2 separate regions of the Homo sapiens genome follow, and region 1 is linked to region 2. Evidence: chromatin contacts called from ENCODE Hi-C or POLR2A ChIA-PET data. All regions are on one chromosome and are shown on one strand. The core of a region is the stretch at or near the end of the contact, and the rest is flanking DNA. Distances in the headings are between cores, read along the strand shown.

Region 1 (7,404 bases), core at 434-2,933, 150 kb after region 2:
TTTCCTTATTTGTGATGTTCAGCTTTTTGTGGTCCCTGTGATTGGCCTCAAGAGGAAATATCTGGAGCAGGGCCACAAGGCTGATTAGAGGAGGAAGGGACATAGAGGGAACAAGATATGAGGGGTATTGTTGTGCAAGGAAGAAGTGAAGATACAGCCCTGTGGGGTGTAAATGAAATTATCCAGGCCTCTTCTCACTTGAGAAAGAGTGAGTGTGAGTAATGGCCTTGTCTAAGAGAACACTGAGGTGCCAGGGGAGGTAATCTTTGAGAATAACCCTGTAGCCAGTTTGAGTTCAGGAGGCTATATAAAGTTTTAGTTACTTTTACTTTCTGTCACCTCAGTGTTCCTCTCTTCCTTCTGTGGTTTTAGGGCTTTGTAGTAGTGAAGAAATTTAACAGGTTAAAATGATAAGGATGATAGATTTACTGAGCGTCTCTTCGTACTTTCACCTACATCATGTTATCCTCCTTGAAGCCCCCTACAACACATTGGAGCCTAGTATTTCTTCTTAAACAATCACACGGATTACTCTGAGAAGAAAAACGGACCATTTAAAACATTTTTAGAATCCTGTGATCTTGGAGCTGAAAGGGACTCTAAAGATTGTCTGGTCTGACCCTATATTGTGAATGAGTAGCTGAGCATGAGGTCCAGAGTGTGGAGAACACTACTCAGGAAAGTCACTCACCCAGTGAGTGCTGGTGTGGATTCGGAAAAGCCCAGGGGTGCCATGAGGTGTCCCAGAAGAGAGATGCTCATAGCTGATTTTTTTCTGAGGCATTAGGATAGCTTCTGCACCACTTTTTGCAGCTAATTGTCCCAGTTACCTCTAAGCCTCTGTGGCTAGGATATACAGACTGGCCTCATGCCTTCCACAAGATTATGTTTTAGTTTGGGAAAGAAGATTTATAAATAATGAATTAGCCAAGACTGTATATTAGGTGTGAGATGACGATACAGGAAAGTATAGTTTGTGTATTTTGGTGGTGATTGACTGTCATTGGTGTGATTAGGGAAGGTTTTATGAAGACATGGGATTTGACTGGACTCCCAGAAAGACTAAAGGACTGGGATTGGAGAAGGCATTTCAGGCAGGGAGAGTTAAATTAGTCTAAATTGAAGCTCAGCAGCTGGAGATTACAGGATGTGAAAGATCTTTGGCTGGATATGGGGGTTCAGTGGGAGACTTACTAGTTGGAGCCACTGCTTAAGTTAAATTCCAATATGACAGATTTTAGGAAGATATTTTAGGATTGTGCTAAGATATTTTAGTATTCATTGTGATAGCTTTACTGCAGTAGTCTTTGGCCTCTTGCAGTAAAATAGGGTTTGTTTCAGTTTCACCTATTTGTACTACCTCTCTTTTTCGACTAGTTTTCCAATTTCTCTCTGTATTCTCTTAATTTCTCTCTGTGTTTTTCTCACTTCTGTCAGGTGCTTTTCCCTTAACTTCTCCCCATCTATCAGACACTCAGAGCTACTACAGAATTTGGGAGGAGGATTTGGAACATAAACTGTGACCTACAAGTGAATTTCCCCAGGTGGATGATAAACTCCACTGCAGGCCACAGAGGGGCCTCCTCATTCCAGCAATCTGGCCAGGCTGACAGACTCATAGCCTATGGGAGCAGGGGAGGGTGTAGGGGCCAGTATTTCTCGGGCTAGTGACGAACTGCCTGATTCTTTGCAGCCTAGACAGAGGAGGCAGGAGCCCCAGGGGCGGGCTAATCGCCTGGGCTGGGGATGCCTGGGCAGATGCAGAGGAAGCTGGAAAGGTGGCAGTGCACCTGGGTCGCTGGAGCTGCCGCCGTTCCTAGGAGACCAAGGAGCAGCAAGCCTGCGGGGGAGGGGGAGCAAGTGGGTTGCTGCTTTTAGCAGCTGAAAGGGCTGCAGGGAGCTCTGGGTAAGACATTTTCTGTTGCTGCTGCTTTTGCGGTAGAAGCTGCTGCGAGTAAGTCAGAGGAAGGAGGATTGAGAAGGGAGGAGGCTTCACTTGCAGCCATGCTGAATCACTGTTGCTGATCAGATTTCCCACTGGTCTGCTGGGAGAATCAAGAACAGAACTAGGATCCCCGAGTGCATACACAGTTCAGCAGCTACCACCCTGGCTGGGCCTCACACAATGGAGGGTGAAAGGTATGTATGTATAAGTGTGTGCTGTGTTGTGTGTGTATGTAAGTGTATGTGTGCTTGCGGTGCAGCCACCAGCTTTTGTGTTTGCATTGGCTAGGCAGAGTTGGAAGACCTGGCCACTGATGGATCTTAAAGGGCGCCAGAACAAGAGCAGGAAAGCCGCTTTCCAAATCACCCGTTCCAGGGCTTGAATCTCCAGAGATCTGGCTTCCGCAAAGGCAGGTCTGGGTTTGCTAGGCAGCGGAGCACCCTGAAAGAAGGGACTTCCTGGCTGGTGTTCGGGAATAGTTTCAGCACAGGCTGAATCAGATTGCCTTTCTCAGGCTGTTTCAAGGAGGCGTTTCCCTTTCCTGGCTCCTTTCCCGGGGTGTTTTTTCTTTGGTGGGGGGTTTTTGATGTCATAGTGGGGCTGACCTGACATAGTGTACTTGCATTTTCACGCAGGAGTGCTTGAATCTTCAGCAAGCATGCCATGCTGATGGCTGTGTGTGTGCGCGCGTGCACGCCGTGTATGCCTGTATACACACACATTCAGGGATGAAGGAGAGAAACCCAGTCAGATGATACTTGCTCTGAACTGAGTTTCATATTTGTATTGAAAAGTTTATGAGTGATACTGGAAGGTCTGTGCTTCCTCCATCAGGGATTTCTTTTGAAATAGGAACCAGCAGAAAAGATTTTAAGTACTTTTGTTGAGCTGGATCTAACTAGCGAGGCAGTTAGATCCTGGCAGGCACACACATCTAAATTTTTAAATTGTTATCTGAAGATCTGAATCTTTCATTGTGAAGGTGCTCAGCGCAGTGCAGAGGTGACATTCCTCTGTCTATGAAGTAAAATATCTCTTGAGTGCCAACCTCTTCATTCTTTGGTCTGCAGTTGGTAGAGTACGAGGCTTGCCATTTTATCTGAGGAGAGAAGACTGCAGGGAGGGGTCCGGCCATGGCAGTGCACCACTGAGGGGAAGCCTGCTGCTCCAGATTGCCAGTTTGATGCAGACAGTAACCATCTGGTTAACAATAATAGGCTCAACTAAGTCAACACTAGAGAGTATCTCAATGAACACTTTCCTTTTCATGAGTTGTTGTGACTTCTGTGTCTCACGGGGCACAGTGATGCCATTAAACATCTCTAGACCCTATTAGAACTAGCATGATGATTGGGTGTCATTCTTTTGTCTGTAGAGGCCCTGGGAACTGTGTTTCTTGATGACTCCCACAGGAAGAGCCTGGGACTGACTGTGCTGCTGGTGCATTCTCTTTCTGGGTGCTCTTTGCAACAGGAGTTTAGTGTTGAACTCTGTGAGGCCTGCTGAGCAGCAGAATATGAAGGCCTATTTCCTAAGTGTGGGGCAGAGGTGAGCAGTGTCTTTGGTCCCCAAAACAGTGTCCCATTGATCTGGTAGGTGGCAGAGAATGGGGTTGATGCGATGAAGGTTTAGAGATTCTGGGCCATGCCTATTTGCTTGACCTGTGGTGTAACTGGGGTTGAGAGGTCAGTGTGAGACTACCAGCAGCGGATCAAACAGTTTTGGGCACTGTGTTCCCAGTTCTGTGTTCAGAAATATAGTGAGTCCTTGCCCCTGTCCTGGGGCCTCTCAGCTGGGATGGCTGATGTCTATGGCTTTAGAACACCAGGTTGCACATGTTCTTGTACTTTTCCTCTGCTGAAGGCAGATGGTAGACAAGAAATCCAAACCGAGCAGCTTCCAATGTTCACCAGGTCACCCAGGTCATACCTTTTGTTCCTGCTCCAAGTCCAGCTTACCATGCCACGCGTTCAAGTCTTCTGAACTCTAACTCCTGTTCCCATTTCCACTGCTCACTCATATACCTACTGAGAATTCTGTTGATCTCTTTCATGATCACCCATCCTATACATTACTCCATCTAGCCTCATATCCTTAGCTCCCAGAGTTTCTTTTGCTGGATGTCTTTCCCTTCCAATTTTGCAAAAGTTATCTATCTATCAAGGTTATTCTAAAATTCTACTTTATCTTGGAAACTCAGCTTTTCTAGTCCTGGCTGATGTTCTTCGGAATTCTAATACCTCTGGTTTGTATCTCATAGTTGGACACTGAATAATAGGCCCACCAGATCTTTCAGTGCTTTTATTTCATATATCTTAGCAGTCCCCAGACTTGGAGACAGGTCCTCAAGGGCAAGGCTGGTGCCTTGTACTTCTAAATACCCCCATTGACTACTGCATGGGTACACAAATAGCAGGTGCTGAATAGTTATTAGCTGATTAGCTAATAACTTTTGTGTGAGGCTCTGATAACTAAAAAGAAAGTTGGTGAAAGAAGAGACTGAAGCCTTTGGCCAATAGCCTCATCTTTGGATATCAGCCTTATTATCTTAGCACGGGTAACTGACTTCAAGGAATGCTTTGAGGTAGGGGGAGAACAGAGGGAAGTAGCCTTGTTTTACAAGTTCCCTGGGAAATTGAGGTCCAGAGAAGCTGAGTGACTCGCCTAGGATCACATGTCCAACCTCCAGAGACTGGAGGGATCCTCAATCTGGTGCTCATTCCACACTTAACCTGCTGAATCTTAATCGGGGCTGTTTTTAAGCATTACAAAATTTCAACCAAGGGATTGCTAATGAACAATTTTTTTTTTCTTTGCCATGAGGGTATGAAAATACTTTCTACCTTGAAAGGCTATTAATTAAAAGCATGGACTTTGGAGTAACATAGACCTAGCGGTGAATCTGCTTTACAAACAGTGTGACCTTGAGTGTGTCACATTTTTTTCAGAACTAATTTTTCTCTTCTGTGTAAAGGGAATAATAACAGTACTTACACTTCATAGAGCTGTTGTGAAGATTAAATGGTACAATATGTGTAAGGTACCTAGTAAAGTTTTTTAGGCACAGAGTGAGTACTCAGTAGATGGTAGTTGCTATTATCATTGGTATCCACCTATTGCTATGTTGTACCCTATACTTTGCTGCTGGGTTACTAACCAAGGCATATTTTAGGACCTCTCTTTTTTTATCATCCAAAGCAGATTATGTAGAACCATTTCCATGAGGAAATGAGGGAGCTTATCAGGCCGTCATCTTGCTTCTTATCTAAAACTATCTCCTTATAGTAAGTTACCCCATAGGGCTTGGCATTTCTTCTTTTAGGTTTCACCAAGATCTACCTTAATCTTTCTTTTTATAGACAACCTGTGGCATCTAGTTGCCTCAGTGGTTGGAACCATGGGCTGGATGCATGTTTGTTCAGGCCAAAATCTCTTAAGAAGAACTTGTGAATTTGCACTAGCCTTTGCTGTATCTTTCTAGATTTCCAGGTCTCTCCTGGACCTTATGATGCTAAGTCTTCCCCAGTTCCCTCCATGGGAGAATCACTGTGGCTTGAACAGTCAGAGGAAGGTGATTTTGTCTTCTGTTTTGCAAAGGGAAAGGGTCTCTGGCTGTTAGCTATTACAATGATAAATTGTTTCTGTGTGAGTGTGAATGTAGAGAAGATAGATATCAGAAATGGCAGTTGCCCTTGCAATTGGGATTTTATTTCAGTTCTGGAAATCAGCCTTGTGGATAGCTTAAAATAAAATTTCAAAATAAATGGTTAGTCAGATTCATAGAGACAGAAAGTAAAATGGTTACCAGGAGCTGGAGGGAGGGAGGAGTGGGGAAGTTATTGTTTAATGGATAGAGAGTTTCAGTTTGGGAAGATGAAATAATTCTGGAGATGGGTGGTGGTGATGGTTGTACAACAGTATGACTGTACTTAAAAACGGTTAAAATTATACATTTTATGTTACATCTATTTTACCACAATAAAAAACATTCAGGCCCAGACTGTGGCAGATCTGCAAGAGTTACAGAGCACCACAACTTTGGAAGAAGCATCATAAAAAGGGGAAGTTAATTGTCTATTTTTCTTAAAATTGTGATTATTTTCTTCATCAGAAGCACAGAGATGCCCCTGCTTGAGAGGGGCACCATGTACCGGGCACTATGCTGTGATTTTGTGTGAGGTGTCCTCAGAGGATGGTTCTTAATGGCTGGTTTTTATGAAGGAGAGTCTGTTTTTGGACCTCAGGGAACTTCTGAGCAAAAGGAGCTCATCTATTTACCCTTGATCCAGGAACGACAGATAGAGAATATTTTCTGAGGAGACAAGACTTAGAAAGCCAGTACACTTTAAATGTTGAGTTTTGTAATGTCAGGTTGAATGCTGGCAAGACCCAGGGAAGAGCAAGTGTTGAGCAACCTAGCCTTTTTTCTGTTCCCAGCGGCAAGTCACTTAGTCCTCCCCCAACCTTAGAAGTCAGGGATAGAAAATTCTGTAAAAAGTTTTGGGCATCACTGCTGCCTGAAGCAGATGTGCACGCATTTCAACCATGATAATTGAAACCAAATTTTTCCATTTTGGAAATACTTTTTGACAAAGTAAGGTTTTCAACTGCAAAAACAAAGTCAGGGAAAGAAACCTCTTGATATCCCTGCACCCAGATTTGGATTTTTAGGATTTTGCTTGCTAAGTTTTGAACTGGTAAAACAGATCTGGACAAGATAATTTTTGTGTAAGTTTTCCTAAAGCAAGTGCTTTATTTGATGAAATTTGCCATCATCAAACTGACCTATTTTTTTTTTTCAATTTCTGGATGAATGTTCAAACTAGGTTAAACGGAATAGAGCACTAATAAACCATGTAAAAAATAGCTTGAACATGTGTTGGTAGATTTTTTTTTCTGTTAAATAAGTTCAATGCCTCTCAGGTCAGAGATCTAACTTTTTATCATTTATGAGGATTTTCAGAGTCTTAGCACAACTTTCCTGGACTTTTCATTTTCACTTATGAAAGTATATCATAGCCACTATCAAAACCACACACATACAAGGGCTCAGCTCTCCTATTCAAACCAAACATAAGCTTGGCTTCCAAAATGCCACATAATGAGGAGCATGTTTTCTTTTAGTCTTTCTCTCTTCTTGTCTAATTCTATCTGTCTGTGTAAAATGTTTTACATTTTTACACAGCCCACTTAAGAGTTTTCCCCTTGAGTTTTAAAGAAAGCAGTTTGTGACTTGGGGTTTTAGGAATGTGATTAGTAACATACCTGTTCTTGAGCTTGTTTATGAAGGAGCATGTTACAAGAATGACAGCATCTGCTGGTCATCTTTGGTGAATCATGATTGGCTTGTGTGAAGGCCCCAGTGTGGAAACTCCAAGTTCAATACAATTAATAACACTGACTCCAGTACACACTGCAATTTCCCATAATCAGAAGTGAAGTAGTGCTATATCACAGGT
Region 2 (6,997 bases), core at 4,498-6,997:
GAGCCACCATGTCCAGCCTCACATTTTCAATATAAAGTGTACACGAGTCTACACCAGCACTAGCCTCAGTCACTTTGAAACACAATGGCCATAGCATCTTTGTAAAGCATCATCAGATGCAGTCCCTGTAGAGCATAACTGCCCCATTTTAGTAGGGGCAGCAACAGAAAAAAATCACTGAAGGAAGCCAGAATGAGAGAGGAGGAAAGTGACAGAGCACACCTAAGACACCCACTAAGGATCCCAGATTGTCTTGGGGATGTGTTGTGGGCATCTAGCCACAGCCAGAAAAGCAGATTAATTGACCATTTTAGAAGCAAAAATGGATGCTTTGCCCTGTGTCCAATATGACTAAGCAGTTCATATACCAAAGTCAGAAAAAAGAAAACACTTTGCATCCTAAAGTAAACAAAAAATAATAGGTTCACCCTTCCTTTTCTAAACACTGCTATCTCCACATCTTCCTTTTTTACTATTGTTGAAACAGTTTCCTTACCCTTCCAGGACCCAGCTGGTGTTACTTGGAAGACACATATCTAAAAGATACAACAGTAAATGCTAGAAAAAGTTACAGTATAATTTTATGCTACTTACTCAGTATTAATTTGAAGGCCAAAATTAGAGAGGTCTTCATTTGCAGAAGTATATTTGCCATAACATTCACTCATCAAAGACTGAAAAGATGAATAGACTTTGCATGTGTTGTTGCGGACTTTTAGTTGACGAACTCTGGGAACTCCTAGAAGTATATTTTCATAGTAGATGCGACTGCTGTTCTTTAAATTATACAGCTGCTGGTTATTGTACCATGAATCCCAGTACAGACCTTCCAAAAGGGGTCCTTCCATAAACTCCACAGAGAAAAACAAATGTCATGGGAAAAATATTTTCATGTCAACAGAATCTACATTCATAACATTATGCATAAGAGATTTTGAGTATGAAAATCAAACTATTGACCAAGCTACCATTAATGGTAATGGTAATGCTAATGAAGCTACTGTGGATGGTTAACACTCATTAAGCACGTACTGTGTACTAGGCACTGCTCTAAGCACTTTACAAGCATTAACTTATGGAATCCCATAGCCCTTCTTCTCTCCTTATATGAGTAAATCGAAAATTTTCTTCCAATACATGAGTATCAGAGCTGGTCATAGCCACACATCATGATTTCACTCCAAAGTTGTCTGTACCCCTCCTCCCAACCCTCCTCCCCGACTCTGGCCATGGTGCCTGCTACTCCTGGCTCTGGCCCTTGCTGATCGTTCTAAGATGAACCCAAGCCCAGGGTTCATTTACTTCCTCCCTTTGTCTTCTCTGCCATTGGCCACATACATGCTTCAGAAAACACAATAACAAAGTGGCAAGGTGACCTCCACCTCTTTTATTATTGTTTCCTATTTCACCTAGCCTAAACCAACCGTCTAGGATCATTTAGCCCTCATCTCACACTTGCCCTCTTCCAGGAAATGACCGTGTCTCCTTGATAAGTTTCAAATTCCTGCACAGCATTCATGATATGAACTCTGTCCAATTCATAATTTGGTCTTTTCCACCTCATCTTCCATATGCTCACAATACCAAACATAGCTCCACATGTAGAATTACTTATAGAACATATTGTTCCTTCTTCCTAAAATACCCATCCCTGATTCATGCTTCAAAATGCAACTAAATTGTCATCACCACTGGAAGCGTTCTCTGCCTTGTCCTTATATGCCCCAATGTGCATATGCCAGGTTTTGTGACCTGGGATAGCTGAAACTGCTGTCCCCTTAACTGTTCTTTCTTCATAATGTGAGCATGTTGCTATGTTAAATGTAATGGAAAAAGCAAGTCTATTCCACTGCTGAAGGAATGATTCCCTTACGTAAGTAAAAACACCATGAAATTATATTCTTATATATAAATTTTATTATATACTGTACCTTACTGTAACACATATAAACAGTAAAGGTTTTATGCCAAAACCACATATATTACACTTTCTGGGCAATTAAAGAAATTTTTAAAAGTAAATTTCACTATACACAATTATAGACTAGATCCTAACCCTCACATAGTAGATGCAAGTCTTCTATTTAACAAATGAAATGAGAATGTCTAAAAAAATCAAAAAAAATTTTTTTTTTGAGATGGAGCCTAGCTCTGTTGCCCAGGCTGGAGTGCAATGGCATGATCTTGGCTCACTGTAACCTCCACCTCCCGGGATTACAGGTGGCTGTCACCATGCCTGGCTAATGTTTGTATTTTTTAGTAGAGACGAGGTTTCACCAAGTTGGTCAGGCTGGTCTTGAACTCCTGACCTCAGGTGATCCACCCGCCTTGGCCTCCCAAAGTACTGGGATTACAGGCATGAGCCACCGTGCCTGGCCAAAAAAATTTTTTAAAAAATTACAAGAATAGTATCAAACTGAGAACACAGGCTCTCAAAAACACTTACTGGTTGGTTGTTTCTAATAGTTTAAAGAAATGACATTTATTTTTATTCATTTCTTCAAAAGATATTCATTGAGTGCCCACTGTGTATGCCAAGGGTTCATGGACTACCTAAATCTACTTCATCCACAGTCACAAGATACTTTACCTTCCAAAAATCAGTTATGCTGCGAATGGACTTAAAGTTGGTTCTTTCTTCACCAGGCACAGAAGTGTCCAAAAATAGAGATGACATAACCTTGTTTAAGTAATACATATGTGGGTTTACCATCCCAAAAGTCACTAAGGAGAATAATTTTTTGTTTAATAATTTACATTTAAAAACTCAGCTTATCAGGATTAAAAATGTTACATTTTTTTCTCAATTTTGAAAATTAAACTTTATTAATCTAATTATAAAAGTAATAATTTAAAAAATCTAAACTAGAAATATAAAAAGTAGGATGTGGTTTCTAGAATTAGTCTGGCAAATATTCTTCAGACATTTCTTTATGCATACACATTTATAAAGAAAATAATTTTATCTTTACAAAAATGAGGACACATTATACACACTATTCTGCAAGTTGACTTTTTCTCTACATGAGAGTAAGGCAATATAGTATGGTGAGTGGTTAAGGTTACATGGACTTTGAATTCAGACAGATAAGGGTGTGAGTCCCATCACAGGGATAGTATCTCTTACCCCCTAGTTTTGTTGTGAGAAGTGAGATGATGCACACAGAACATTTTAAACTGTGTTTTGGCACATGATGAGTTTTTAAAAATATTAACTAGTGGCGGGGCGTGGTGTTGCACCCATAATCCCAGAACTTTGGGAGGCTGAGGTGGGTGGATCACCTGAGATCAGGAGTTCGAGACCAGACTGACCAACATGGTGAAAACCCTGTCTCTACTAAAAACATACAAAATTAGCCGGGCGTGGTGGCACAGGCCTGTAATCCCAGCTACTCCGGAGGCTGAGGCAGGAGAATCGCTTGAACTCAGGAGGTGGAGGTTGCAGTGAGCCACTGTACTCCAGCCTGGGTGACAGAGCGAGACTGTCTCAAAAAAGAAAAAAAAAAGAAAAAAAATCACATTATAAATGGAGATTCAGGTTGCTGTATTATATTAAAAAAAGTGTTCTTTAAAAATCTCTGAATAATGGGATTATAAATGATCTTTTTACTTACATTTTTACATTTTCCAAATGTTCTGTAGTAAGCATGTAGTTTTCATAACCAAGCTTTTATAAAGCAGTCTAAGATATCTTAATTTATAAAGTTGCCTACAGTTATCTTTTTTTTTTTTTTCCTTGGGACAGGGTCTCAGCCTGTCACCCAGGCTGAAGTGCAGTCGTTGCAATCACAGTTCACTGCAGCCTCGACCTCCTGTGCTCAAGCAATCCTCCACCTCAGCCTTCTCAGTAGCTAGGACTACAGGGGTGTGCCACCACACCTGGCTAATTTTATAGTTGTCTTTTCAATCAAGAGCAGACTCAAACTCACCCCTACAACACCAATTAATTACTTAATTGCTATACAATTGCCAGTGTGTAGCACATACCAACATGAGACAATACTGCCAGTGAGCTTTCATCTACTGTTATGTTGGGTGCCATCGACAAATGCTCTTTAATACTCCTCTTTGCATATTAAGCCAATGCTATTGACCCACAGGTAGGAGGAATGCAGGTTGAGATGTTTTCCCAGTCCTCCTTAATTATTTGCATTGACTCAGCACAAACTATTTTTTTAACTGCAATAGGTCAGTGAAAAGAACCAAGCTAATGGCAGACACCAAGATGAACTTTGGCCTCATTTGTACTTTGATTTATGAAACTCAGCTGATGTGTCTATATGACTCTAAACAAAATCAAATTGCAGTTGCCAACCCAAGGGATGAATTATGCTCAAGACAGAACTGCCAAATGAAAGGAATAATTCTAATTCAGTCAGTATTGACTATGGAAGCTTCTTACATTTGCGATGTAAAATTTTGCCCCTTAAGAACTGAAAATAGTCAATTTCTAAATGAAATGAATCTAAATGAATTTAAGATTATGTTTAAACGTGTCACTGTATTTTGAGTTTTAGTAGCCTGACAGCCTGTGGTTTTGAAGTTTGTATGTTTTATTTTTCATCTCCACATTTTAACTTCTTAGTTCAAACAAACAGCATCTTTATATCTGTGTACTTACATATACATAGGTTTATTAAAAAAATAAAGTAGAGTAACAATTCCTGAAGTGTGGTTGTAATTTCTACTTCCTTTCTGTAATGCAACTTATGTTTCGAAGCCCCTGTGAGATATAAGACAAAATTTTTCTTTACATTATTATGTAATTTATAAGTGACAACAATGGAAAAACCACAGCCACTTTTAGTCCTTACACTGCGGGGAGGAAAGCTCCAATAGCTTCTGGCTATTTTTCAATTCTTAGTTTTACGAGGCAGGGATAATTTTTTTACTATATACTATTAATAACAGATTTTTTTTTTGAGACGGAGTCTAGCTCTGTCGCCAGGCTGGAGTTCAGTGACGCGATCTCGTCTCACTGCAGCCTCCGCCTCCCCGGTTCAAGCGATTCTCCTGCCTCAGCCTCCCGAGTAGCTGGGACTACAGGCGCGCGCCACCACACCCAGCTAATTTTCGTATTTTTAGTAGAGATGGGGTTTCACCATGTTGGCCAGGATGGTCTCGATCTCTTGACCTTGTGATCCGCCCGCCTCGGCCTCCCAAAGTGTTGGGATTACAGGCTTGAGCCACTGCGCCCGGCCACTAACAGATTTTATATCATGATGTCTTCTCGCCAGTCTTAAGATGAAAAAGCAAAATACGAAACAAGTAAAACCTCTCATCTGTCCTAACCGTTTTCTCCACCCTCAATACAGCTTCTTGGGAAGGCTGGTTTCTGCTGGACAGGGGAAAAACACCTCGGCTTGAATTCTGTCAAGGTCACGACTCCCCAGATCAACCAAGGACTTTAGAGACCGGCCTAGCGACGGTCACTCGACAGGTGACAACGCCCAGCTCGAGCCTCCGGCAAGAGGCGAGCGCCACCTCGCTCAGGGCTTCAGTTTTCCCGTCTGTGCAATGGGACCATCTGTCCCTCTCCGCTTCCCCAGGGGAGGCTGTGAGGGCTAAAGGTGTCGGCAGTCACATCTCTCAAACGAATTTGGGGCCGCAGAGTTCCTTTCAGGGTGTCTGGAACTGCCAAATCGCCCCTGTCCCTCCCACTCCTTAAGAGGACCCCTCACCGCCTCGGTGCCACCGTGACGCCTCAGCCATGGCGGACCTGCACTACACCGCCCGTTCGTTCGCCTGAGGCCGCGGCGCTTGCGCGCTAGTCTTGCGGCGCGCGCTGCCCGGCTCTGACGCCTGCGCGAGCCCCCAGCTCCTCCAGGGCGGCGAGCTACTCGACAAGTCGTCAGCGCGGCTGCGCCGCAGGAGCCCGGGAGGCCTTTCGCCCGAGGCGGGCTGCGGGCTGCTGGGGTCTGGTGCGGAGGGCCAACTTCTGGGAATAACCTGGCTGTGGGCTTAAAAATCGTAGTCATTCATTATCACGGGCTTCTCTCTCTCGAATACCTTTAACATTTATCGCCTTGTTAGTCTCCACATCCACCTCCGTGAAAGGTAGGTATTTTTGTCCTCATTTTAGGCCTGAAGAAACCGAGAAGCTGAGAAATGAAGTAATTCACTGGAAGTTGGGGCCAAGTCTTGGATGCCCAAGCCCAAATTCCTAACCGTGACCCTACGCTGCTGCTGCTGCTGCTACTTGCAGAAACTGGTTATTAACCGAGAGCTGTTGCTGGAAGTAGCTTCCACTCCCCTGCCCCCGTGATGTAAAAATAGATGAAAAACTCTGCAGTGATTATGTGAAAGGTCAGGCCGACACAGGAGTCCTGGGGCCCAGACCCACATCTGACCCAGAAGCTTTGCAAAGATGAGAAGGTTGGTAAACCAGCTATAGAAAAGGCCAAACTAATTTGGCTGTAAATTAAGGCAGCCAAAAGCCCTCCAGGATGTAAGACCAGGACGGATTCTCGTGTTGATAAAAAGGAAAATAAAATGGAATCCAGTCCAAAGGCCCCAGGGAAACCTGCAAAGAAAACCACTAACCAGTTTTGAAAGTAAAAGATAAAGCCACTTTTGTTATTTCCCTGAAAGAGATGTAGACTGCTGTCGATAAATGCTGTTTTATGTGTAGATAAAAAGCAAAACGGCCACACAGTAGTGAGGGTCAAAAACTACCATCGATGAGAGGAACAGGAGAGGCCTCGCAAAAGGCTGACAGCCAGTGAACTAGAAGCCCGAGAGGAAAAAAAGCTTTAGAATAGTTTTAACAAAAGGATTTGGGCTTTCCTGTACTGGGACTCTCAGCTGTTCACAAAATTATGCTTTCTAAAGTAACAGATTATCTGAAATTGAAATTATTAGAGGAAAAACACCCATATATAGGTAATCAAATTTACATAATTTTTTTTTTTTTAGAGATGGAGTCTCGCTATATTTCCCAGTCTGGCCTCAAACTCCTGATCTTAAGGGATCCCCAGCTCAACCTCTCCCAGCAGCT

What was found. A loop is a pair of places that touch in the nucleus more often than their neighbours do. ChIA-PET counts read pairs that join two places held with the same protein, here RNA polymerase II (POLR2A). Pooled maps may share reads with other maps.
Region 1: a loop to region 2 is called in a pooled map, with 4 times the contacts of the local background. The contact joins the promoter of KLHL3 here to the promoter of PKD2L2 in region 2. A Hi-C loop is called at or near these places in 1 of 168 maps with a recorded cell type or tissue (gastrocnemius medialis) and 6 of 50 pooled maps. POLR2A ChIA-PET finds 5 or more read pairs at or near these places in 2 of 52 experiments (BJ and activated naive CD4-positive, alpha-beta T cell).

What each region holds. Positions count from the first base shown.
Region 1 is chr5:137,730,368-137,737,771 of GRCh38, reverse strand. KLHL3 (kelch like family member 3) reads left to right here and starts at 1,683. Exons shown (of 15, transcript NM_017415.3): 1 at 1,683-2,139. The coding sequence starts at 2,126. RefSeq lists enhancers at 1,416-2,084, 3,416-3,485.
Region 2 is chr5:137,888,207-137,895,203 of GRCh38, reverse strand. It overlaps PKD2L2 (polycystin 2 like 2, transient receptor potential cation channel), which reads right to left and starts at 5,747. Exons shown (of 15, transcript NM_001300921.2): 1 at 5,682-5,747; 2 at 4,622-4,723; 3 at 2,591-2,724; 4 at 595-851. The coding sequence starts at 5,712. It overlaps PKD2L2-DT (PKD2L2 divergent transcript), which reads left to right and starts at 5,885. Exons shown (of 4, transcript XR_948815.3): 1 at 5,885-6,057; 2 at 6,916-6,997.